Linked DNA regions of Homo sapiens: region 1 is linked to region 2. Evidence: chromatin loops called from intact Hi-C (ENCODE). Cell type or tissue: Calu3. All regions are shown on one strand. Each heading gives the region's core, and the rest is flanking DNA. Links, peaks and the distances in the headings are about the cores only.

What was found. Hi-C counts contacts between places; a loop is a spot of excess contacts. Peaks named below come from ENCODE experiments on the same cell type or tissue, not always from the same donor. Only the 100,000 strongest peaks of a DNase experiment are listed, where the experiment ranks them.
Region 1: it touches region 2 in a loop (7-fold over the local background); 2 of 110 quality-filtered maps call a loop at or near these places.

The regions. Positions count from the first base shown.
Region 1 is chr20:58,079,928-58,091,851 of GRCh38, forward strand. No RefSeq gene overlaps it. Among named protein-coding and RNA genes, the nearest start is that of CIMIP1, 65 kb to the right of the region's middle. In Calu3, for the core only: a CTCF peak has its summit at 7,528 (motif pointing left); DNase peaks (open chromatin) are centred at 5,234 and 7,524.
Region 2 is chr20:58,010,969-58,022,892 of GRCh38, forward strand. No RefSeq gene overlaps it. Among named protein-coding and RNA genes, the nearest start is that of LINC01742, 13 kb to the left of the region's middle. RefSeq lists a silencer at 10,606-10,775. In Calu3, for the core only: no CTCF peak of the experiment used is centred there; DNase peaks (open chromatin) are centred at 3,783, 6,353, 6,853, 6,953 and 2 weaker places.

The DNA of each region.
Region 1 (11,924 bases), core at 1,828-9,827, 68 kb after region 2:
AATGCGGCCTGCAGGCTAAAATGAAGGTGTCAGCAGGGCTGCACTCCTCTCTGGAAGCTCCAGAACAGAATCCCTTTGCCTTTTCCAGCTTCTAGAGACCATCCGCTTTCCTTGGCTCATGGCCCCTTTCTCCTCCTGCAAAGCCAGAAATGTTGAATCTCTCGGAATATCTACCATAGCCACAGCTCCATCTGACCACAGCCACAAAAGATTCTCCACTTTTAAGGACCATTATGATTATACTGGGCCACCTGGATCAATGCAGGGTAATCTCCTCACTTCAAGATCGGTCACTTAGCAACCTTAATTGAATTTGCAACCCAAATTCTCCCTTCTGCGGTATAAAGTCACATATTCACAAGTTCCCAGGATTAGGTCATGGTTGGAGGCCATTCTTCTCGCTACCACATTGCAGTTCACTGTAACCTTTGCATCAAATTGGGCATTACTGTGAGTTCTTGTGCAAGTGTTGGGCAAGTGTACCATTTCTAGCATCTCACATAAACACATCACCCACCTAGTTGGTGTCAATGGATTGGTTCCAGTGGGATGATTATTTTTCTGTGGACAAATGTAACATTGTAATATGTTTATTTAAATATATTATGCAGACTTACAAGTTACAGCGATATCTGTGTAATTAAATTGAAATTCTTATTATTTTGACTTTGATATAAACTGTTTTTCTAGTTTCAAAAAATAAATATGGACAAAATTTGAGATTTAAAATACAGGAATGGTACTGATACAGAATCAAATGGAGATGCAGAACTATAAAGAAAACCAGAGATACCACAAATTTCATGGTGAGTGGCAATTATAGTTTGTTTCTGCAGGAAGAAAACAAATAGCTTTTTATCTGTTGGATTAAAGATAATAAAATGAACACTAGTCACAGACATTCTTATCAAATACATAATGAATTTGAAAATACGTTTTCTTTCAATAGTCAGAAAGAATCAACAAAACAAGTCAACTAAAATCAGAAGGAAATGGCCAATAAAAAAATTGTAATGAATTTTCACTTCGTAACTTTGGCCAGCTAGGAAATAGTTAGAATGCTTGCTCAGAAGAGGAAAAACTTTTTTTTTTTTTTTTTTTTTTTTTGAGACAGAGTCTTGCTCTGTTGCCCAGCCTGGAGTGCAGTGGTGCGATCTCGGCTCACTGCTAACTCCGTCTCCCAGGTTCATGCCATTCTCCTGCCTCAGCTTCCCGAGTAGCTGGGACTACAGGTGCCCACCAGCACGCCTGGCTAATTTTTTTTTTTTTTTTTTTTTTTTTTTTGAGACAGAGTCTTGCTGTCACCCAGGCTGGAGTGCAGTGGCGCGCTCTCAGCTCACTGCAGGCTCCACCCCTCCAGGTTCACGCCATTCTCCTGCCTCAGCCTCCCGAGTAGCTGGGACTACAGGTGCCCGCCACCACGCCTGGCTAATTTGTTTGTATTTTTTAGTATAGACAGGGTTTCACCGTGTTAGCCAGGATGGTCTCGATTTCCTGACCTCGTGATCCGCCCGCCTCGGCCTCCCAAAGTGCTGGGATTACAGGCATGAGCCACCGCGCCCGGCAAGAGGAAAAACATTTTTAAATGGAGACTTTTGAAAAAAATTATTTCAGTATAAGAATTTTGTTACAGTATAAAGAACAGACTAAAAAATTTTTTCTTGAAGAGTATAAGATCTTCACTTAAACCAACAAATGACCATCGACTCAAAATCTTTTTGAAAATATCAAAAATAAATTGATTATTTGAAAAACTTAAAATATTTTAGCCTCAGATAGTTGCACTGCCCAATTAACACTTTGAGTAAATTTCATCTCAAAGGATTTTCAAATTTAAGAGGGAATGTTGTCCATTCACGGCTTAAAACATTGAACTCATGGCATAGATAATTTTGTATCTTCTACATCTGTCAAAGAAGAATTTCAGCTAGAAATGAGAAAATTAGTTTCTATCATGACAGATCAGCTATCTTAGATCAAAAATCCAGATTTGCTGGAATATTGAAAGAAGAGACTGCTATTTCCCTTAATGCTTCATTCCACAGTATGGTACATATTAAAAACATTTGTGTCCAGTCTTCTGAAACAGACTCTAGGAAGTGCCATGGATATAGTGGTTAAAATCATTTAGTATTTTTATGTGCAAGGGCTATGAATCATCATGACTTTATGGCTGAAAATAGAAGACAACGAATTTAATGATGTTGTGTTCTTTCTTTGCTCATTGGCTGAGTTATGAAAGAGTTTTACAAAGATTTACTGTGGTGTTGACTTGAATTCAAGATTTCTTTGAAACAAAGGACATACTTGCCAAATATGCAATCAAAGACAAAAACCCCCGCCAGTTTGGTTTAACGTTTTCTCACTATTATCACACACATATGAAAGAGCTAAATTTGAAGCCCCAAAGAATGAAAGAGTTTATCAGTGACCTAGTCAGATGGGTAGACGAATTTATGCCAAAATTTGAACCTTTCATAATGCAAATCAATAATAATGATTTTCACATTTTTCCAACACAAATCAATATGTAGATTTTCATTGTAATTGGCAGCATTATGTAAATTGGCTGCAAAAGCTATCAGAAAAATTTGAAGAACATTTGGTTAATATTGATAAATTTTGAGGTTTTTTTTTTCAAATTTATGTGATGTCCCCTTTGCATTCAAGGTTAATAATACTGAGTTATCACAAGAGTTAGTTAATTTACTTAACTTGGATAGTTTGGAAACCGATATGCTTTGGCTTCAAAGTCAAATCACTTCTTCTAAACAACAAGATGAACCAGTTTTGGCAATGTGCATGGGAATGTTAAAGGAAAATGGTTTTTTTATGCACAATTCCAAACTTTAAATATGTTTGGAACAACATAAATATAGGAATCCACGTTTTCAATTGTCGATTTCAACTTTACAAAATCTAAATATTGATCAACTATTTCTGATGAAAATATAGTGGCTAAATTGAAATGTGCTATAACTGTAACATACACCGGATTTCAAAGACAGACAGAAAATATAAACTATGTTATCAATAATCTTTAAATTATTATATATTGATATGACAATATTTTGGATATAGATAAATTTTAAAAGTTAATTTCACCTGTTTCTAATTTTTTTGTCATGGATATTAGAAAATGCAGAATTATATGGTGGCTCACATTATATTCCTATTGAACCATGCAGAATTAGACTTTCTTTTCAGAGAAACTGAAGCTTGCAAAAAGATGCTCTTCTTTCCTTTGATTCTTCATTTCCATGCATCCAAGTCCATTTTAATAAAGCTTACAAAATGATGACCAAATCTATCAGCAAATTTGATTTCATCCATGTTAAGTGTAAAAAAAGGTACTCATTGTTGGCATAGAAAAACTCAGAAATTACACAAAACGTTCAATTATTGGCCCCCCTTTAAAAAGTCAGGTCTGACCAGCTTGGGCCCGTATTTCCAAGTAGTGATACCTGCCCAGGGCCCATCTGCCCCTCCCTTGCCCAATGTGGTTGTTTGCAAGCCAGTTTATCACAGTTGAGTGTTCAGAGTCAATTTTCCATATTTATAACATTAGAGAAAGTCATCTATGATCTCCCTAGATTTTTAAATATTTTCTTGTCATTTTAAAAATATTATGCATACTTGTGATGGTAAATCTTTTCTCATTTTTTATGATGCAAATATTTGTTTTATTCTTTTTATTGTACAAACGTATGAGGTGGTTGTCTATTTTATTTGTCTTTTGAAATAAGCAACTATTTTGTGTTTGTTTGCTTAGAGACAGTCTCACTATGTTGTTTAGGCTGGCCTTGAAGTTCTGGGCACAAACAATCCTTCTGCTTCAGTCTCTCAAGTAGGTGGGACTATGTGCACTCACCACCCTGCTCGGCTTCTGAAATAATCAACTCTTTATTTTACTTATCAACTTTACTATTTTTCCTAATAAATTTCTGCTTTACTCTCTAATAATACAACTTTCTGTTTTCTGCTTTATTTATAGTGTTTTCTATACTCTTTAGTTTAATTATTAGTCATTCATAGCCCCTCATTCTTAACAATAAAAGAATTTTGGGATATAGATTTTCCTCTGAATATGGCTTTGGCTACATCCAAGATGTTGCTGTAATATATCAATATTTGATAAATAATATTGATATAAAATTTAAGTTTCTATTTTCTCCTTGATTTAAAAATTATTTAGAAGAGTATGCTTTAAAATTTCCCAGTGAAATTATCAATTTGTTAGAGAAAGGACAGTGGTGAATTCATACAAAGGAGCACTATGCAGCAATAAACAATGGGACTGATATACACAACAGCATATGTGAATGTCGCCAACACTATATTGAGTAAAGGAAGCTGACACAATAGACTACAGGCCATATAATTCCATCTGTGAAAGATTCAAGAGCAGACAAAGCTAATCTATAGTGACTGCAGTCGGAATAGTACAGCGGTTGCCTCTTGGAAGGAGGCATTAGCTGCGAAGCAGTGCATGGGAAGCTTCAGGAGGTGTTCTGGGTGGCTGTACATGTGTAAAAATTCACTCAGGTGTATACTTAACACTGTGCACTTTACAGTACAGAAGATGTGCTTCCATTTTAAGAATCTAGTTTTCTTACAAATATCATAAAGCATTATTGGCAGAAAATTTGGCCCGTAAGTTACATCCTTTCCAGAATTTGTTAACATTCTCCTCTTGGCCAGAGTAATGGACTCTGTTGGTTCCTATTCAGCATCCTTCTCCCCTTCCTCCTTCCCCTCCCACCCCTGACACTACTCCAGATCCCCTCCCTCCACACAGCCCGTGGGGAAGCGGAGCCTGCCCCAGCTCCCCGGGTGGGACTTGAGTGGTCTTGGTCAATCATGACGATTCGATCTGTCTTGCCCATGGCTTCCAGGTGAAACCAATCTGTGCATTGTCTTGGGCAACTCTTCTTGATTCAAGGGTGGGCGTTTGATATCAGTAACCCAATCTGACTAAAGAGAAGGACTTTTATTGCATGGTTGAAGAAATTCCTTTTTTTCTTCCAGTGGAAGAAAACAAGGGAGGCCCTGTCTCAGTTGCTCCACCTCACCACAGCCAGCCTTAAGAGAGAGGCCGAGGGCCCCTGCTGGTGCCCACCCTGGTGCCCACCCTCCCTTGACCTCCTGGACATGGGTTTCTACATTTCCCCATGACTTAAACTGCCTGAGTCAGAGTTTCTGTTTGTGGCAGTAAATAATCTACTTGTGAGCCAAGAACACGACTAATATCAAAAATGTTCCGTGCGCCCAGGAGAAGAATGGGGCTGTTTCTTTGGAACAGAGTTGTATTGACATTTCATAAATCAAGCTTGTTCATTGTGTTGCCCACATTCCTTATCTGCTTATTTGTCCACGTGACCTATCCAATTATGAGAGGGGAAAGTCAAAGTCTATTGCTATGATTGGGGCTTTGTCGAGATGGTGCATTATAGTCTTTGCGCCCAGTGAAACATTTGGCCGATTAAGATTTGGGCCCGCTATGTCTGCTTGGTGGATTATAGATTTTGTCAGTAGAAAGTATTCCTCGGCTTACCATTTCCTGCCTGTGGCCTTCAGTTTTGCTTAATCTCATTGTCACATTTCATCCCTGCTTTCGGCTCCCCTCATGTTGTCCCACTTACCAGAGCTCCTTTCTTTATTATGAACCTTTCTGGGTCAGGTTATTTGGGCTGTGTCTTGTGAACGGTTTAGAGTTGGCTTTTGCTTTTTAAGTCAAATCTGAGAGACTATATCTCCACCTGTTTGATAATATATGTTTACCATCTTTTTTTTATTATTTTTTTCCTTTTTTAAAATTGCATTGAAGTTAGTTTTCATTTTCTCCCATTTTCCTCCTGGACATTGGCAGTTTGATCGCCGCTGGCCTTTAAAACTTTACCAAACGTATCTAAATCTATGGTTCTCTGTTGCTATCAAAAAGTTTTGAAGATTTATTTCTTTCGTACTGTCCCCTAAGGCAAGCCCTCTGGAAGCTTCCCAAGAAAATCGTTTAAAAATGGCCCCCTCCTCTCCAGATTGTCAATTCCTACCCTCTTCCCTGATTTACTTTCTCAAAAAAACTTATGGCCAACTGGCCTGCTGTAGGTTACCTTATTTTTTCTTGTTGTTCTTTAAAATTTTTTTTATTTTTCTAGATTTAGGGGCTACAAGTGCGATTGTTACATGGATATAATAATGCACAGTGGTGACATCTGGGCTTTTCATGTACCACACCCAAATAGGCACCCCACAGGTAATTTTTCATCCCTCATCCATTCCCCACTCGTCCACACTCCCCAGTCTCCAGTGTCCATTATTCTGCTCCATATGTCTGTGTGCACACATCGCTTAGCTCCCACTTATAACTGAGAACATGTGGTTTTTGACTTTCTGCTTCCAAGTCATCTCACATTGAATAATGGCCTCCAGTTCCATCCACGTTTCTACAAAAGACATGATTTCTCTATTTTTTATTCAATTGCCTTATTTTGTTTGCTTTCTCTCCACACTAGCTCCATGAGGGTGAGAATATCTATTTTTTTCAGAGCCTGTTATAGCCCCAGGGCCCGGCATAATGCCTAGCACATAGTAGGTGTTTTATAAGCATATGTTGAATAACTGAATGCCTTTTCTTCTCTCTTCCCAGGTTATAAGCCATGTGGAATTTCAATCTCAAGATATTAATAATTTTTTATTTGTTTATGTAACTTATAGAACAAGCTACAAGGTCAGTACAAGCACTATAACCATTTGGTAGATGAGAAAACTTAAACTTAAAAAGGTTACATCATTTCAAGATGGCATAGCTTAGAAATGACCAGGGTGAGACTTGAACTCACATCTGCCCAATAGTAAAGTTTGCCTTCTTACCCTCCGTGTCTGGATCACACATACACCTGGCATTGTAAATGCTTTCTTGGCATTACCTCCCAGCTCAGGTGGGGAAAACACGGGGTGAGGCCCGTGAAACCATCCTGACCGATGCTACCCCTTCCTCAGAGTCCAACTCGAATGCCTCCTCCTCAGCGATACTGCTTCAGGTCCCGTCGGTGAGAATAAATCTGACCTTGTTACCTTTTCTTTGTTGCCTTCATCAACTTCTGACTTACATTACAGCTGTGTGAGCATCATCCGCTCACCAACTAAACCGTGTCCTCCATGAGGGGCCCCATCTAATGCCTCTGTCTTGCCCACTGCACCAGGGGCAGTACCTGGCATACAGTAGGCACTCAAGCAATGCAGGTGAATTGAATTGCTGAGGTGTAATACCAATGGCCCTGGCCCATCCAGACCAAGATCTACCTCCTCCAGGGAGCCTTCCTGGACTACTTCTAGCCGAACCCCAGCTCTCTTTATCTGGCCTTTAACTGATGTGAAATTTAATTCCATGAATTGTAGTGTGTGGTTGTTCTTGGATGGAAGAAGAAACACCAACCAAATAAAAGAGTCTGACTGCAAAGCCCCTGGAGAAAGGAACAATGGATGCCCGGGAACATCGTCTCTCAAGTGCTGTCCCCTTGTGGCCAGAGCATGGAATTCCAACCAGCAGGCAACCAGCTCTAAAGCTAATTACTCTGATTTCCTTCCCAGCTAGCCAGCCCAATGTTGGGCCAATGAATCATTAGACATCATTACATTCTTTAAAAATCCCTACTACTGTTCACCTGGAGTTCCCCGCCGTACTTAGAGTTGCCCATGTCTGATGCAGCTCAATTGCAAACCAACCAGTGTCTGTATCTGTAGCATCTGTGATTGTGACTTCAAATTTGCCACTCATATTTCAAAGTGCTCTTTGTTTTCTGGGAGATACAATAGTGTGGGGGCAGCTACAGTTCCTGTATCCGTGAGATTACATGTTAGTGGGGGATACAGGTACTAAACCAGTAACCCCAGAAGCAAGCAAGCTCATTATCGTGAGTTGTGAAACCTGCCGTTGACTACAGAAAGCAAGGGATGTCTTGACTGCCCTAAATCATGGTGCTCTCCATTCTCCTCTCTGATGGGAGGCTGGATCTCAGTCAGATCTCCCTGGGAAGAGAGGTCAGTACTGAGCAGTTCAGAGCCCAGACTCGGGGGGCAAACTCTAATCCTTGTTCTGCCTGTTACAATTTATTTGACCTTGGGGAAGTTATTCTGAAAAACCAGAATATCCTGATTTGCATAATGAAAATAATAATAATGCCCACCTCATAAGGTCCTTCAGAGTAGAAAATGAAATCTTACTTTAATGCCCAGGGAGCACTGACTAAGTGTAGCTCCTATTTGACTCATGTGCACCCGCGGTGCTGCATGGAAGGAGCTGGTCTGGATCCTTTCTAACTGGCCCACTAGCGTTTATGTGCAGACGGGTTGTGTTCTACAAGGGCAGGGTAACACCTGCAAACCCCCGTCCTCTCTGGAGGGTTGGTAGGTCAGCACTAAGGACAGTGCCATGCATGAGGAGACATTATCAGTGTCCTGCCCAATATCCAGATTCCTTCTTCTTGGAGAACAAGTTCCAAGCTGGATTCGGGTAGTAAAGGCCCACATGGGCCATGATCTGTCTAAGCTGATCCGAGATCCTGCTTCCCTCTTTCCCAGCCTCCCTGGCAGCTGGGAGTGGCCATGTAACTCAGTTCTAATAAAAGTCTGATGGTAGCTTTTCTGGGAAAGCTTTTTTCTGTTAAAGGAGTGATGGGCCTAGCACAGCTCTTCCCCTTTCTTCCACCTTGAACTCAGATGTGATGCCTGGAGGTATGGCCATCCTCATGTGACCCTGAGGCAACAAGCATGAGGAAGGAAAGCCAATATGCTCAGAAGGGTGAAACAAAAGATAGGAAAGGCCGGATCCCTGAGGATGTGCTGGGCAACCGAGCCCAGAACCAATAGCCCACCTATCCACGGCCTCGCTGTGTGAGGCAGTCAGGGCAGGCGGATTCTCCAGGGCCTGCAGTGGAATGCATCTTCAGGGATTTGCTTTGCGTGGCCCTTAAGCATCAGGTCTCATCTCAGGTTCTCAGCCTGCAGCTGAACACATCTTCAGGGATTTGCTTCGTATGGTCTCAAGTATCAGGTCTCATCTCAGGGACCTTTCTCAGAATGGCCCTTCCCTCTCAGGACCAATTCCAAGCCAGAGGAGAAGGTCATTCTTCTCTATTTGCTCAGAGAGTGGATGGACCATTAAGAACAGGAAACTTCTTATCAAGAGGGAACCTATCAGCCTAGACGTTTTCTACCTTCCCAGGTCCTGCATTGGACCAACCTGAAAGAAGATATCAGGGAAATTAAATATGGTGCTCTCATCCCTGCCCCCACACCAAGATTCATGATTGGAAACACAGCATAGGCCGAGCGCGGTGGCTCACATCTGTAATCCCAGCACTTTGGGAGGCTGAGGCAGGTGGATCACTTGAGGCCAGGAGTTGGAGGCCAGACTAGGCAATATGGCAGAACTCCCCTCTACTAAAAATAGAAAAAAATAAGCCAGGCACGGTGGCGAGTGCCTGTAATCCCAGCTACTTGGGAGGATGAGGCAGAAGAATCACTTGAACCCGGGAGGTAGAGGTTGCAGTGAGCCGAGATGGTGCCACTGCACTCCAGCCTGGGCAACAGAGTGAGACTCCATCTCAAGAAAAAAAGAAAGGAAAGAAGGAAAGAAAGAAAGAAGGAAAGAAAGAAAGAAAGAAAGAAAGGAAGGAAGGAAGGAAGGAAGGAAGGAAGGAAGGAAGGAAGGAAGGAAGGAAGGAAGGAAGGGAAGGAGGGAAGGAGAAAAGAAAAGAGAAAGAGAAGAGAAGAGAAAGAACACTCAGCATAGCAGTGACCACAGAAAATAATTCTGGGAAACGGTGGATTCCCGAATTCCTGTCTACCTTCACTGAAGGACTTACCACCCCTCTGTTCAGGGTTCTTGTTTATTTACTTATTTATTTATCTTTGAGACAGGGTGTCTCTCTGTTTCTCAGGCTGGAGTGCAGTGATATGATCATGGCTCAGTGTAGCCTCAGCCCCCTGGGCTCAAGCAATCCTCCCACCTCTCAGCCACCCAAGTAGCTCGGACTACAGGTGTGTGGCACCACACCCAGCTATTTTTTTGTATTTTTTGTAAAGACAGTATTTCACCATGTTGCATAGGCTGGTCTCAAACTCCTGGGCTCAAGTTATCCACCCGCCTTGGCCCCCCAAAGTGCTGGGATTACAGGCGTAAGCTACTATGCCTGGGCAGTTTATTACTTTTAAAAATTCATGGTGGTTGGCCAGCCACAGGAGCTGCAAAATTCCTAGAGCTGGAGGGAGCCATGCTGCAGAATTGTATTGCTATCATGCTTCAGAGGGGTAGGGTTAGCATACCCAGAGGGGCAGCCGAATCCCATGTGTCCTTCTGGTGTCATCACACCCAAACTCCCAGACTGCACTCCAGTGTGCTCCGTATCATGCCCTCAACTCCCTTCGCAAATCAGCCCTGGTCTCTGTCCTTGCTGCACTGGGCCATCCTTGGCTAGAGATACAGAATTCTTGGCCCCCAACCCAGTCCCAAACCTGACCCTCCCCAGCCCCATCACCATAATGGGCACCAGTACCTGCCACCCAAGAGTGGGCTGAACCACCCTTGAACCCCCTTAACCTCCCCACTATTATACATCCAGTTCAGTGTCAACTCCGCCCACATTACCCCAAAACATCCATCGAAATCTTCCCCTTCTCTGGAGCTCCATGGCTTATACCCCAGCCCAATTCACCAGCCTTGCTCACCCGGTTAAAGAGGCAGCTCTGGCTGTCTGCTCTCCTCCCACTGATGTCCCCACTGCAGCCAGCATGACTTTGTCTAACTCGGATCCAAACCTGTCACCTCCTGAAGCCCTCCAGTGGCTCTCACGGCACAGGAAATCCTGGGGCCTCTCTGTGCTCCCTCTTCCCAGGACCCAGGAGCCCACGTGATCTTGTTCCCTTCCCTCCTGCCCCTCCTGTCTCAGTCCATTCAAACTGCTACAACAAAACCATGGGCTGAGTGGTTTAAAAACAGAAACATTTCTCACGGTTCTGGAGGCTGGAAGTCCAAGGTCAAGGTGTCGGCAGGTTCAGTGTCTATTGAGAGCCTGATTCTTCATGAAGGGCCATCTTCTCTCTGTGTGCACGCACGGTAGAAGGGGCAAGGCAGCTCTCTGGTACTCACTTCCCAAGGCTGTACCTCCAAGTGCAATCACACTGGGGATGAGGTGTCAGCAAATGAACTGGAGAGTGAGAACACAAATGTTCAGTCTGTAGCGGCCACCATGGCCTCTGCTCGCTCTGCTCCAGCCACCTGGCTTTCCCTCCCTTCCTGGAACACACCAACTTCACTCCGACCACTATTCCCTCTGCCTGGACTTCTCCAGGAAGAGCTTTGCGTGACGAGCTACTCTGCCTCCTCCAAAACTCAGCCCAGGAGCCCCCTCGTGAACGCCTTCGCCAGCTGAAGTTGTCTTGTTTTTTAATTTATCTGATTTTGTCAGCTTTCTCCTGGACTCCCTGCCCTCAACAAGAATGTAAGGTCTTTCAGGGCAGGGATTCCACGAACCTGCTTTCTCAGGGCCTAGAACGTGGCTTGAAACACAGAAAGTGCTCAATAAATGCTCAACATGTCAATGACTATTCACATGGGAAAACATGCAAGAAATCTGACTTAAGAAGAAACCTACAATATGCCAGTTACATTTAAATTTCAGATAAACAAATATTTTTAGTATGAGTATCTGCCATACGTATACTAAATATTTGGGACATCCTTATACTAAAAAAAAAATTGTTGATCTGAAATTGAAGCTTAACTTGGCATCCTGGGTTTTACCTCTGACAACTCTAATCTAATAGAACCATCCATTTTATGCTAAAGAGGAAGTCTCAAAGCTGGCTGGGAAGCTTCAGAGAAAGATCGAGCCCTGGGCTGCACCAGAGGGACTGATCCAATC
Region 2 (11,924 bases), core at 2,510-10,509:
GCTTGCCTGCTCCGGGTGGATATCCTTACATCAGGGGCAGGGGGCTGGCGGGGAATTCAATCGGTCTCTGCTTGGGTCCCTTGACCTTCTCCCAACAGGCTGAGCTTCTCTTCCTGGGGAGCCTAGAATCCCCTGGCGACTCCTTCCCTTTCTCTTAAATTGTGGCCACAGCATGGCGCCCAGTCCATGGTCAGAATGCAGAGTCCCAGGCTAGGGACTGAGCTTCTCACCAAGCCAGATGCACCCCCCACCAGGAAGCACTGCCCCCGCCACTGGATTGACCTCGTGTGCCAGGTGAGCCAAGGACGAGGGTTTTGGGCCTGGCTCTGGGTGCCTCTAAACAGACCCGCTTCCCAGACCCCGGGCTCTCTTTCCTCTCTCCTGTCACTGTGCAGGTAACTGGGCTCCCTGATGCTGTGGTGTTTCTGAAATACTTCGATGTAGTCAAAAATCTTCATTGAGTCCCTACTGTGTGCCAGGCTCTGAACTCAGTGCTGAGGACATGAAATGGGCAGAAGGGGCCTGCTCCCACAGCGTCCTGGGCTGGGACAGACACATTAGGAGTTAAGGACACTTACTAGAGTGAGTATGTGCTGAAGGCCATAAGCAGGTGGAGATGAAAGGGAGGAGCAGGGGTGGGCGCCATTGTAGAGAGGGGCTGTTTGGGACCCACTTGGAAAGAAGGGCCGGGGCCCCTGAGGAGGTGGCATTTGGAGGAGGAACAAGAATGAGCTCAGCAGAGGCAGCGAAGCTGTTTCCAAGGGCCAGCCAGTGCAAGGCTCCCAAAGTGAGCAGAGGGTGATGCATTTGGAGAAGTAACAGGAGGTCACTGAGGCAGGACACAGGGCAGGGGAGGTGACAAGGGGCCTTCCAGGCCAAGGACAAAAGAAGCCCCCTGAAGGGTGGGAAACGCAATGCACATCCTTGCAGTGGGTTAAGCCGTGTCCTTCCAAACAGACGTCCAAGTCCCAACCTCCAGCACCTGTGATTGTGACCTTACCTGAAAATAGGGTCTTTGCAGATGGAATTAAATCAAGGATCTCAAGAGGAGATCATCCTGACCTTCAGGGTGGGCTCTGAGTCCAATGGCAAGTGTCCTTGTAAGAGACAAAAGAGGAGAGACACACAGAGAAGGGAGGCCTCGTGACGATGGGAGCAGCGGTTGGGGTGATGCAGCCGCCAGAACAGGCCAGCAGCCACAAGAGGCCAGAAAGGGTCTGTCCCAAGAGGCTCGGAAGGGGGCTTGGCCCTGCCCACACCTTCATCTCAGACTCTGGCCTCCAGAACTGTGAGAGGACAAATGTCTGTTGTTTTAAGCCACGCAGTTTGTGGACATTTTTTATGCAGTCTTGGAAGCTAAAACGATGTTTAAAAGCTCTGGCTGAAATAGGCAGAATTGGTTGTGGGGCAGGGGAGGAAGCGGGAGCCGCCTGCGAAGCCAGGACCCCTGGAGCAGGATGGCAGCTGGAATCCAGGCAGTGACGGGGAAGGGAGGAGAGTGGAGATGGAGATATGCCTCAATAATAGTGAAGCTGAAATTTTACATCCCCACCCCCTGCCCAGCACCTTGCTGTAATGGCCTTATTCAGATTTTCATATTTAATTCTGTATTAAACCCAGGTGTCAGTGACCATCACCATCACCATTTTATAGACGAAGAACCAAAGGAACAGAGAGGTTCGTTAACATCTCCCAAGACCACACAGCTAGAGGCAGCAAGGCACAGATTGCAACCTAGGCCAGAGGATCAAAGGACCACGTATTTAGCCACCCCAAGCTCACTGTCATGCAGTCAAATTAACAGCACTTGCTGGGGGTAGAGGTGGGTGGATGATGACAGAGAAGAAAACAAGAGCCGCTAAGTGGGTGGCACTGCTTGGAAGACTGCGGGGTGGACAACCTGTCTGTCTCCAGGAGGAAAATGGCCATTTCCTTCCCAGGACGCCCATTGAGCAGGAACTTTCTGGAGCTGGGTCCTTCAAGATGGGCCTCCCACTCTCCACGTTCTGCCATTCGGAGCAGGCAACCTGCTGCGGTTGTATTAATTATGTGATGGCAAATGAAAGCCCCCAGCTGACCCACCGGGATCATAAATAACGCTGGCAGAAAATGGATTTGGGCCACGTGTCTCAGCAGCAGCTTTTTGTGGCATGAAGGTTGGATCTTTTCCATTCTGGGACTGGTGTTTGCTTAGCTGGGAAACCACTCGTCTTCCTGTTCCAGTTCTCCCCGTAAGCATTCTTTTCCCCTTTTTAAACAACAATAGGGGTTACTATGGAAATCAGAGTAATTTTCATCCCAATGTAGTCCAGATAAACTATCAGGCATTTGCGGCCACCTTGCCTGCCACCCGTGCTCTGGTCTCATGACTAGACAATTTGGGAACGTCTGAGAAACTCACATTCTCTTGCATCGATTTCCTAAGTGGGTCAGAGCTTGGAGTTCTTGGCAATTAATGGCTGAGTTAGTGAAGGCAGAGCATAAAAATTTCATGAGCAAAATACGTCTTCCTTATTTTGAAACTTTAAAAAGCCCCACTCAGATAAATGACCCCTGTTGTACCTGAAGTACTGAGTAAATTAGGTGTAATTTTATTACAATATTGATTGCTGCCACCAGACATCTCGATTGTATTTTTTAGCCTTGATCAAAGGTGAAAATGGCATCTTTTAATCGAGTTGAAAAATGCAACTCTGTGGGAAGATGGAGCTGAGCTGAAGGAGGAAGGTGGAGGGAAGAGAGAAGTCTCAGACCCCCTGTTGGGGAAAATCCACAACTTTTCAGCAGAAACAGAGATTGTCAGCAATGGCTGCCAGTGAATAAGTATTCAGTGAATAATAGGAAAAGAATATAGTAGGCACTCAATAAAAACCGCACCCCTACTCTGTAAGCAAGAAGCTCTGAATATGACAAGAGAGGCTCTTAGAGGTGCTGGAAGTAATGAAAGTCTCCTTAGGGGCAAGAACTGCAGGAAAACGAAATGATTTCTTTTTTTTTTTTTTTTTTTTTTTTTGAGACAGTCTCACTCTGTTGCCTAGGCTGGAGTGCAGTGGCACACTCTCGGCTCACTGCAACCTCCGCCTCCTAGGTTCAAGCGATTCTCATGCCTCAGCCTCCCAAGTAGCTGGGACTATAGGCACGTGCCACCACACCTGGCTATTTTTTTTTTTTAAGTAGAGACTGGGTTTCCCCATGCTGGCCAGGCTGGTCTTGAACTCCTGGCTTCAAGTGATCCACCCACCTCGGCCTCCCAGAGTGCTGGGATTACAGGCATGAGCCACTGTGCCAGCCCACAAAAATCATTTCTTATGTCTCATGTGGCCCTGGCACAGAAGAAGTGCTCAATGAATATTTTTGGAATATTATTGCTGAACTTATGAGGTATAGAAATGACTGTTGGAGAGGGGTGTCTTTCAGGGACCCTTTCTCTGAAGGAAGAGTGACAGCTGCCCAGGTGAGAGCTGAGGTCAGGGCATGGGGATGGAAGAAGAATGTTCTAGGCCAAGGGAAGACCCTGCCGTTCATCGTGACTGCAAAGCAGACAGGGCCCTCGCGGTGAGATAACTGGCCCTTGTGACAATAAATGTTAGTGTAGCACATAAGGCTGAGAAGAGACTGCTCACCCCTGCAGGTCCAGCCCCACACAGAGCAGGGGACACATGCAGTTTGCTAAAGGGGAAAGAAAGAGACAGGAGAAAGAAGAGAGGGGAGGGAGGAAGCAGAGGAGAGGGAGGAGAGGAGCTCCTCTCGCTCTGAAAGTTCCTTCCTCATCTGTAGACAATTGCACAGCTAACATAACCTCTTTTGATGCAACTTAAAAGGAGGTTACTGTTTGAAGAATGATTGATGACGTCTCCTGTGGTTTACCTTTCCCAAGTGACTAATTGGGTGCATTCACCCACAGCACAGAGAGGCACCATTTGCCCTGAATGATTTCATGAACCAGAGAAGTTGAGGGGCTCGGGTCAATGGCTGTGGTGCATGGAAAGCCATGGTCTTCCCCTACCCCCAACCCCACCCTAAAAAAATCTCAGCTAGGACAGATTAATCACAGGAATTGACTGGCAGACGGGCTTCGTGTAGGAAGAAATGCCAGGAGGCTTTGGATAACAGGGGCTGGTGGAGGGGGGTCTCCCACCTGCAGAGGCCATGGTAAGTGGGAGGTATGATGTGCAAAATAGACACTTGGCCCAAGCCTCCATGCCCAAAAAGTCCCAGAGTACACTGGAAAGCTTCTCCACTTGAAGCTTTGCACACAGTCACAGAGCCACCCTGGCAGGACTGGAAGAAGAACATGTGTATAGTATGAACATCTCTAAACTCCATCCCACACCAGTATTTGCTAAGAATTCATTTTTTTTTTTGAGTGCTGCAATTATCTTGTGGACAGTGCAAATTATATCCAGGGGTGTGCTGGTGAACCAGCTCTCCACAATCAAGAAAGGGGAGATCCCCCTTCGTTTGTGTTGTTTGCCAATTACCATGGTGTAAATACTGCCACTATGGCTGATTGCAGGCCATTGATGGTTTAAGAACTAACACAAAAGTTTCCTAAATATTTAATAATCGACTCTCATAAGCCTCTTCAAGCTGGCATTATCTCAGTTTGTATATAAGTTATTATTTATTAAATGTGACCATATGAAGTATGCTGCAATTTTGCAACCGTGCATTGGTATTTCTTTATGGTTTTAATATACCAGGAGGCTCAAAAGATGGAAAGGGTGGTGTAGGGTCTCTTCGTCTCAGAAATCACATTTGTAAAATCCTCTCTGCTCTGCTCTGTTCAATCTGGTGCCTAAACCTGGAAAGTGATTTTTCACCATCTCTACCTTCCTGCCCATCCTTCCCTCCTTTTACAAACATTTATTAGGCCGCTACTCTGCCGCCCCACATCCTCCATGAAAATGTCCCTCATCCAGTCAGACGTGGTAAATATCTCAGTCACTCCTGTCTTCCTTCTCAGCATTCTAGGTTTTACCCTAGAGACCAACCGCTCATTCATTCAAGAAATGTCAACTAGAAATTTATTCTGTACTGGGCACGTGCTAACTGCTAGAGCAAAAATAGAGTTATCTTGTTTTAAACAAACTTTTTGGAGAATACAATAATAATACATATTCACAGATGAGCATTTGGAAAATGTAAAAAAGAATACAAAATCATCTCATAACCTGTAATTCCATTATCAGAGATAATGGCGGCTGATGTTTTGGTGTGTTTCTATTCAGTTATTTTTCCTTGTCCAATAAACAAGGACACAAGAATTTTTTTATAAAAATGATCATAACCATTTAATAATACAATACAAACCTTTCTACATCATCACGTATTTTTCTGTACGATATAATTTTAATAATTGTACAATATTCTATTGTCTGGTTGTGTTATGATATACACCCAATCTCCTTTGTTAAACACTTCGGTAATACTCAATTTCTTATTCTGAATATTCTGAATCATTCTGCAATAAAAATTCTCTGATGAATGTCTGCACATGCCCATGATTAATTACATAGGACAAATTCTTGGAAGAATAGTATTTTCCAGGTCTTTTATGGTTTTTCTTTTTGGCCCAATAGTTGTTTAGGACATAATTTTTTAGTTTGGTTTGTTGTGTTTTATTTATAAATCTTAGATTTTTAGCATACTTCTTACCAAGATTAACATAGTTACAAAACTTTCCTCAAATCATAAATGTCAGCCCAATGAATTTGTATGTAATAAACATGCCCTTATAACCGGTGCATAGATATAGGAATAAAATATCACCATCTCCTCAGAAACCCCATTGGTGTCCCTTCTAGAAATTCTCTATACCCCATCCAAGGATAACCATTATCATGAATTCTAACAGCATAGATTAGTTTTGCCTGTTTTTGAACTTTATGTAAACAGAACCCTAAAATACAAATGCTTTTGTGTCTGGTGCTCTCGATCTACCCTACGCAGGCAAGATTCCCCTACATTGCTGGATGTGGCTATGTGTGTCAACTTTCCTGAGTAGTTGCATTGTGTTCTGGTGGATGAAAAAACCCATAATGTATTTGTCCTTTTACTGTTGATGAAAATCTAGGTAGTATCACCCATCTGGGTGGTCTCATCTTCACCCATCTATAGGATCAAATTTATTAATTAAATTATATAGAGCTTCTCTAGGTATACTTTCATAGTTTTGTCTCTAGATCTTTGAAAATTAAAATGGAAAGAGGTATCTAAAATCTCCCACTGTATCGTATCACAGAGGTGAAGGAGTCGGCCCAAGACCACACTATCCAGAGAGGTCAGGAGGCGTTTGGACTCAGCCACCCGGCCCCGGGCAGCCGAGGTTAACGGAACCCAGCGCCCGAGGCTGTTGTGAGGATGAAACATGATCATGGAATCTGAAAACTCAGCCTGACGTGGAAAACATGATTGCCTGTTAAGCACCGGCTGCTCATTTTCATCTTCTGGGTGAAATGCTCAAAGGGACTGGATGAATACTGAGTGAGTAAGGAATAAATGAATGAATGAACAAATGAATCCGAATGCCCTCCAATGTGCGTATGTGCCTGGGTCTGTTGCAGAAAGCCGCCTTTGTTGTCTAGACAAGAAGAGATGTTTGCTTTGTGAGCCCCTGGTGGGTCTGCGGAGGTGGCAGCCCCTGGGGGCAGCTGGACCTTCCCCTGGGCCCCCCACCAGGGTGACTGATGAGGCTGAAGGGGATTTTGCCAGCAGCTGCGGCTGCCAGCCCAGCCTGCCATGCAGACCTGGTGCTCTGGGCTCTGGAATGAAAGCACAATAGTGGCATTGTCACCACTTCCCTGTTTCTTGATTGTCCCAGTTACTCATCAAGGATGTTGGCGAGCCCAGCCCGGAACACAGCGTCCTTGTCCCTTGATTAAGCAGCAGACACGCTCAGACAGTGGCCCTGCAGGAGGTGGTCGATGAATTCATCTCTTGGCCATTCAGAGAACCCAACAGCCACGGACTTGGGCAGAGATGGGTCAATGGGAGGTCATGCCGGGTGGTCCCCTCCAGAGGCCACCCCCAAAGGGAAATAATGACAGCATCCTCCCCCCAGGAGGTGCCCCAGACAAGGCTGATGAAAGGGGTGGCTCGGTGGCTTCCTGTGGAAAGCCCGCTCTGGGACAGACCCCTGTGTGAGAATGATCCTGCTTGCTGTTATCACTCCTTGATCAAAACCTTCAGTGGCTTCTCACAAGCAGAAGACAGTCAAAACGCCTCTCACAGAGCCCTCCGTGATTTGACCACAGATCTTCCCGCTCACGTTTTTGCTCACCGTGTTCTGCTCACACCTGCCTAATTTCTGGCCCTGGGACGCACCATGGTCTGTCCTTCCTCAAGCCTCTCCTTCCGCCTGGGTGGATCTCTGGGTCCACCCCGGCACCAGCTCTGATGGCCGACTCCTAGCCGGGGCTGCCTGGTTCACTTTCGGACCCTAACACGTGGAGTAGCACCTGCCCAGAGGAGGCACTGGAGAGACATTCACTCAGGCTACTTCCCAGCGCCTAGAGCAAGGCCTGGTACATACTAGGTGCTCAGCAAATATGGAAGGGAGAGGGGAAAACAGAAGGGAGGAAACGGTGGAGAGAAATTATCATGCAGCAACTTCAGAGACAGCAAGGGGAGTGGAACAGAGAAAGGGGTGCCTTCCAACAGGCACCTGGGACCCCCTTTGGGATGGGCCCCCTGTACACGCCCATACCACTCTCCAAGGCTGAAAGCATCTCGTCCTCCACTGCCAAAGCATTCCAGGAACGGGGCTGCACCCAGAGCAGCAGGAGGTACCATCCCCTCTCCTACCCTCACGTCCAGCTCTTCTCCCTGCTCCATGATCCACAGTGAGGGCCTCCCTCGCTTCAAGATAGTCCATGACTAAGGACCTGTGGGACCATCACATTTCTTCATCTCTTCAATACATCTTTTTGAAGGCCTGTGATGCCCCATGGATGGGGCGAGGCTCCGGATCAATGAAGGCAGGAAAGTCACACGTGGCCCCACCTGTGGCAAGCCCCCAGCCAGTGGAGCTGGGAACATACTGGACAGATGAGAGTCAGCCCATGTGTTCAGGAAGCCAATCTGATTTTTGTCATCCACTGGCCCTTTAAACTTGTCCACTGGGAAGGAGCCTTGTCCCTGACCAGATGGGAGCTCAGGCGATGACCATGACTTTGCTGGTCGCTTTCTAGCAGTAGACAGTCCTGTGGTCAGTGTGAGTCACAGACGGCCTCAGTCTAGCAGTGGAAAAAGTCCTGTCCTGAGTAAGAATCAAAACTTGCTCCTTGATTCAGCACAATTTGCTGCACGACGGGTGCCTGCGGTAAGCTGACTGCTTGCAGGGAAGTGGCCTGGACCTCCTCTCTTTGCCCACAGGCTTTCGTCCATCACTCCGACACAGCCTCCTCACTCGGGCTCAGGAGCCAGGCAGGGTCGGGAGGGAGACGAGGTGGACAGCTGCTCCCCCCCAGTCCCGTGTGTGACAGCTCTGAACTGCCTGGGACGCAGCAGAGCCTCCTCCGATGGACTGACGGCTCTGTGGGGATGAGCAGGGCCTCTCCTACCTGGCCGCACCCCTGTGGGCCATTGTCCCGGAGAGGAGCCCCTCTCTTTAAGGGGCTCAGTTGCCCAGGATGCATGCAGCATTGACCGTCTCTTGGAGGAGTTTCAGCTTTTCAGAAGCAGCCGCAGTTCTTCAACCCAGGCCCCTTTTGCCCTCAGGCATGAGTCCCTTGAGCCCTCCAAAGGCCGGGCGCGGACAGAGCTGTCTGCATGTTCCCACAAAACCCTCGCCAGGTATGAAGTGAGGGGATCACCACCCTCCCTCCTTGGAGCGGAGAGTGCTCTGTGCTCCTGCAACTCACAAAACCTTCTTCCCATCTCCACAGAATCAGGACACCTGGGTTCCCATCCCTTCTGCCCACACCAAGGCATAGCCTTCCACCCCTCTGAGCCTCAGTTTCCACTTCTATACCAAGGGAATGGCACTGCCCTAACCAGGCTCTGAGGGGCCAGATGGAGTCACGTGCACGCACACATGTCCTGTTTATTATTAGCGGAGGTGTGGTGTTGGCATGGTGTGAGGATGGAAGGAATTCTCAGGACCCTTCCAGGGTAAAGGAACAGAAACATCCCTGACCTTAGCCTGGCCTAAACTAGGGATTGGCTCCTGGCCCTGAATTCTCTGCAGACTCTGAACTCAGTGTGTGCCCAGCCTGAGCCATAGCCAAGAACCAGGTCCAAGTGCACTGAATATCTCCCAAGCTGGGCTGGACACCCTCCTGCCACGTCCAGCCCATTGTTTCAATATGAAGCAGAATGTCCCCCTCAGAACCTGGGGCTGTGTACATTTTGCAGCTCCAGAGCCACTGGCATCACACTGCAGACCAGAAACTTTCCATGGGAACCGTGGGAGCAGGAGGAAGACCAGGTGCTCAGCGGCCAGGGCAGGGCCATCCTGGAGCTCTCAAGCCCGGGCACTGGAGCCAGCCAGCCATGTGTCCCCTTCAAGAAGTCTCAGAATCCCAAATCCCAGCTGCAGCCTCTGGAGCTGGAAGACAGGTCATGTCTTAGTGAAGTTCTTTCCCTGAGACCCAGGTCATCCAGGACAAAAGCAGGAACTGGAATGAGACAGGAAAGGCGGTGACCCCCCAGTCCCTGGCTGTCCAGCCTTCAGGTCATCCATGGATGCTACAACATGTATTGAGCAAAACTCCAGGATGTGCAACTGGGGTAAAGCAGAAGCAGAACAGACAAGCCCCAGGGGATGTAGATGCTGCAGGAGTGGGCAACAGCCAGTAATCAGGAAGCAGATGCATTGACAAAAAAAATAGCAAGCAAGGCAAAGCAAACCCCACGCAGGAAGCACACAGGTGCGGCCCGAGTGACCACGGGGAAGGGGCTGCTTTAGCCGCCCATCGTGGGGGCCTCCTCCAAGCAGGTGGAATGTGATTCTGCAGCTGGAGTGATGAGAGGGCTGGCTAGGGGAAGACCCAGCCCGCAGTGGCAGATGTCCAGGCCAAGCAGCCAGCACAGGCAGACTGTGGGGTGATGAGGTGAGAGCTTGCAGGGGAAAGGCCTGGGCTGTGATGAGATGAAAACTTCAGATGAAAAGATTTTTTAAATTGCCCCCTTATTACTGTATCAGTCAGGGTTTGACCAGAGAAAGAGTCAGTAGGAGGCAGATATTAAGGGATTTATGCAAGGAGTTGGCTTTGGTGACCATGGGGTCTGGCCAGGCAAGTCCCGAGTCCATGAGACAGGCTATCAGGAACGGCTGTGACTCACAGGCATGGGCCCAGGCCACTGTCACAGGAGGAATTTGTTCTTCTTCAGGGGCCTTTGCCGGCTCCAAGGCCTTTCCACTGATCAGGCCCACCCAGGTCATCCAGGACAACCTCCTTTACTTGAAGTCAGTGATTATGGGCTTAAACCACAACTCTAACATCTCTCCCTGCAATGCTCAGCTGAGGGACTCATTGAATAACATGACTGTGGCCTCGAAGGATTCACATATCAAGCTGATCATCACAATTACCTGCCCAGAGCAATATTAAACACCACTCAGAAATTATGCACATGGTTTCAACCTTCTTTTTAAAGTCCAAGTTGTTCTGGACCTCCCTTTTGGAGAGGTCCCGGAGTGGCGCCCCGCCGCGGGTCAGTGACTTCCTCCAGTGGGGAGGCATCTGCCCTTTGTCCCACCCACAAGGCAGAATGATAGGCAGGGGCCGGGACCAATCCCCACCCTGTGACTTCCTTTGAGGCAGCTTCAGGGGTGGGGCTGTCCAGTTCCCCTGAGGTCACATTAGGAATGCCAGCAAGCCCTCCACGTGGCTTTGGCTGGAATATTCTGGAAAACATGTTCATCACTGTCAGTGGGACTTTCTTAAGAATCATAGAAAATTGATGCTTCCCATGGTGGAGGGAAAACTCATGAATTTGATGGTGAGATTAGAGGAGTTTCAGACTGTAATGGCTACTTTTTTTTACAATTTGAAATATTTATTTAGACCAAGAGAGGAAATCACTACATGTTTTGCAATATTTACAAGTTAGCAATATCACAAAATGTAGTGGGGAAAAAGAACAATTTTTCTTAATTACAGCTCTGTAATGCTTTTTTCCTACTTTTCTTTTGGTTGTATCACGTTGTCTCTTCATTTGGCAATTTTGTAATATCCTTTCCCATAGAAGAATTTAAAGATAATTCAGAGTATCCTCTAACGTAGTTGATGGAAATTTGCTTTTTAGTTTTGATAGTTTATAGGAGTTTCTTTCAAATTCTCAACTCTTTACTAGCAATATAATGTAATTTTTACGATTGCTGTTAAATTTGGGGAAACCTCTATTGAGTTTCTTTCCTTGCTGAGCTAGGATTTCAGGGCATTTCAGATTTGCCATGGTGTGAGTTTTCTTAAATATTATTTGAATTGACAACATTCAGATTATTCTCAGATTATTCTCAGAAGATGTACACTGGTTAATTTTATGTGTCAACTCGACTAGGCTAAGGGAGACCCAGACAGCTGGTAAGACATGATTTCTGGGTGTGTCTGGGAGGGAGACGAGCAGAGCATCAGAGAGGAGCATCTGAATCTGTAGACTGAGAAAAGATTTGCTCTTTCCCAAGCAAGCAGGCAGCATCCAATCCATCCAGGGCTGGAGTAAAGCAAAAGGTAGAAGAGGGGAAAATTCACTGTCTCCCTTGAGCTGGGACGTCCACCATCTCCCGCACTCAGACGTTAGAATCCCGATGCTTTATTTAGCCTTTGGACTCAGACTGGGATTTACACCATTGGAGCCCCTGTTCTCAGGCCTTCGAGTTGGAGCTGGAACCACACCACTGGCATTCCTGCTTCTCCAGCTTGCAGTCAATCCTGGTTCTGTTTTTTTCTGGAGAACTCTGACCAATGCACAGGTCA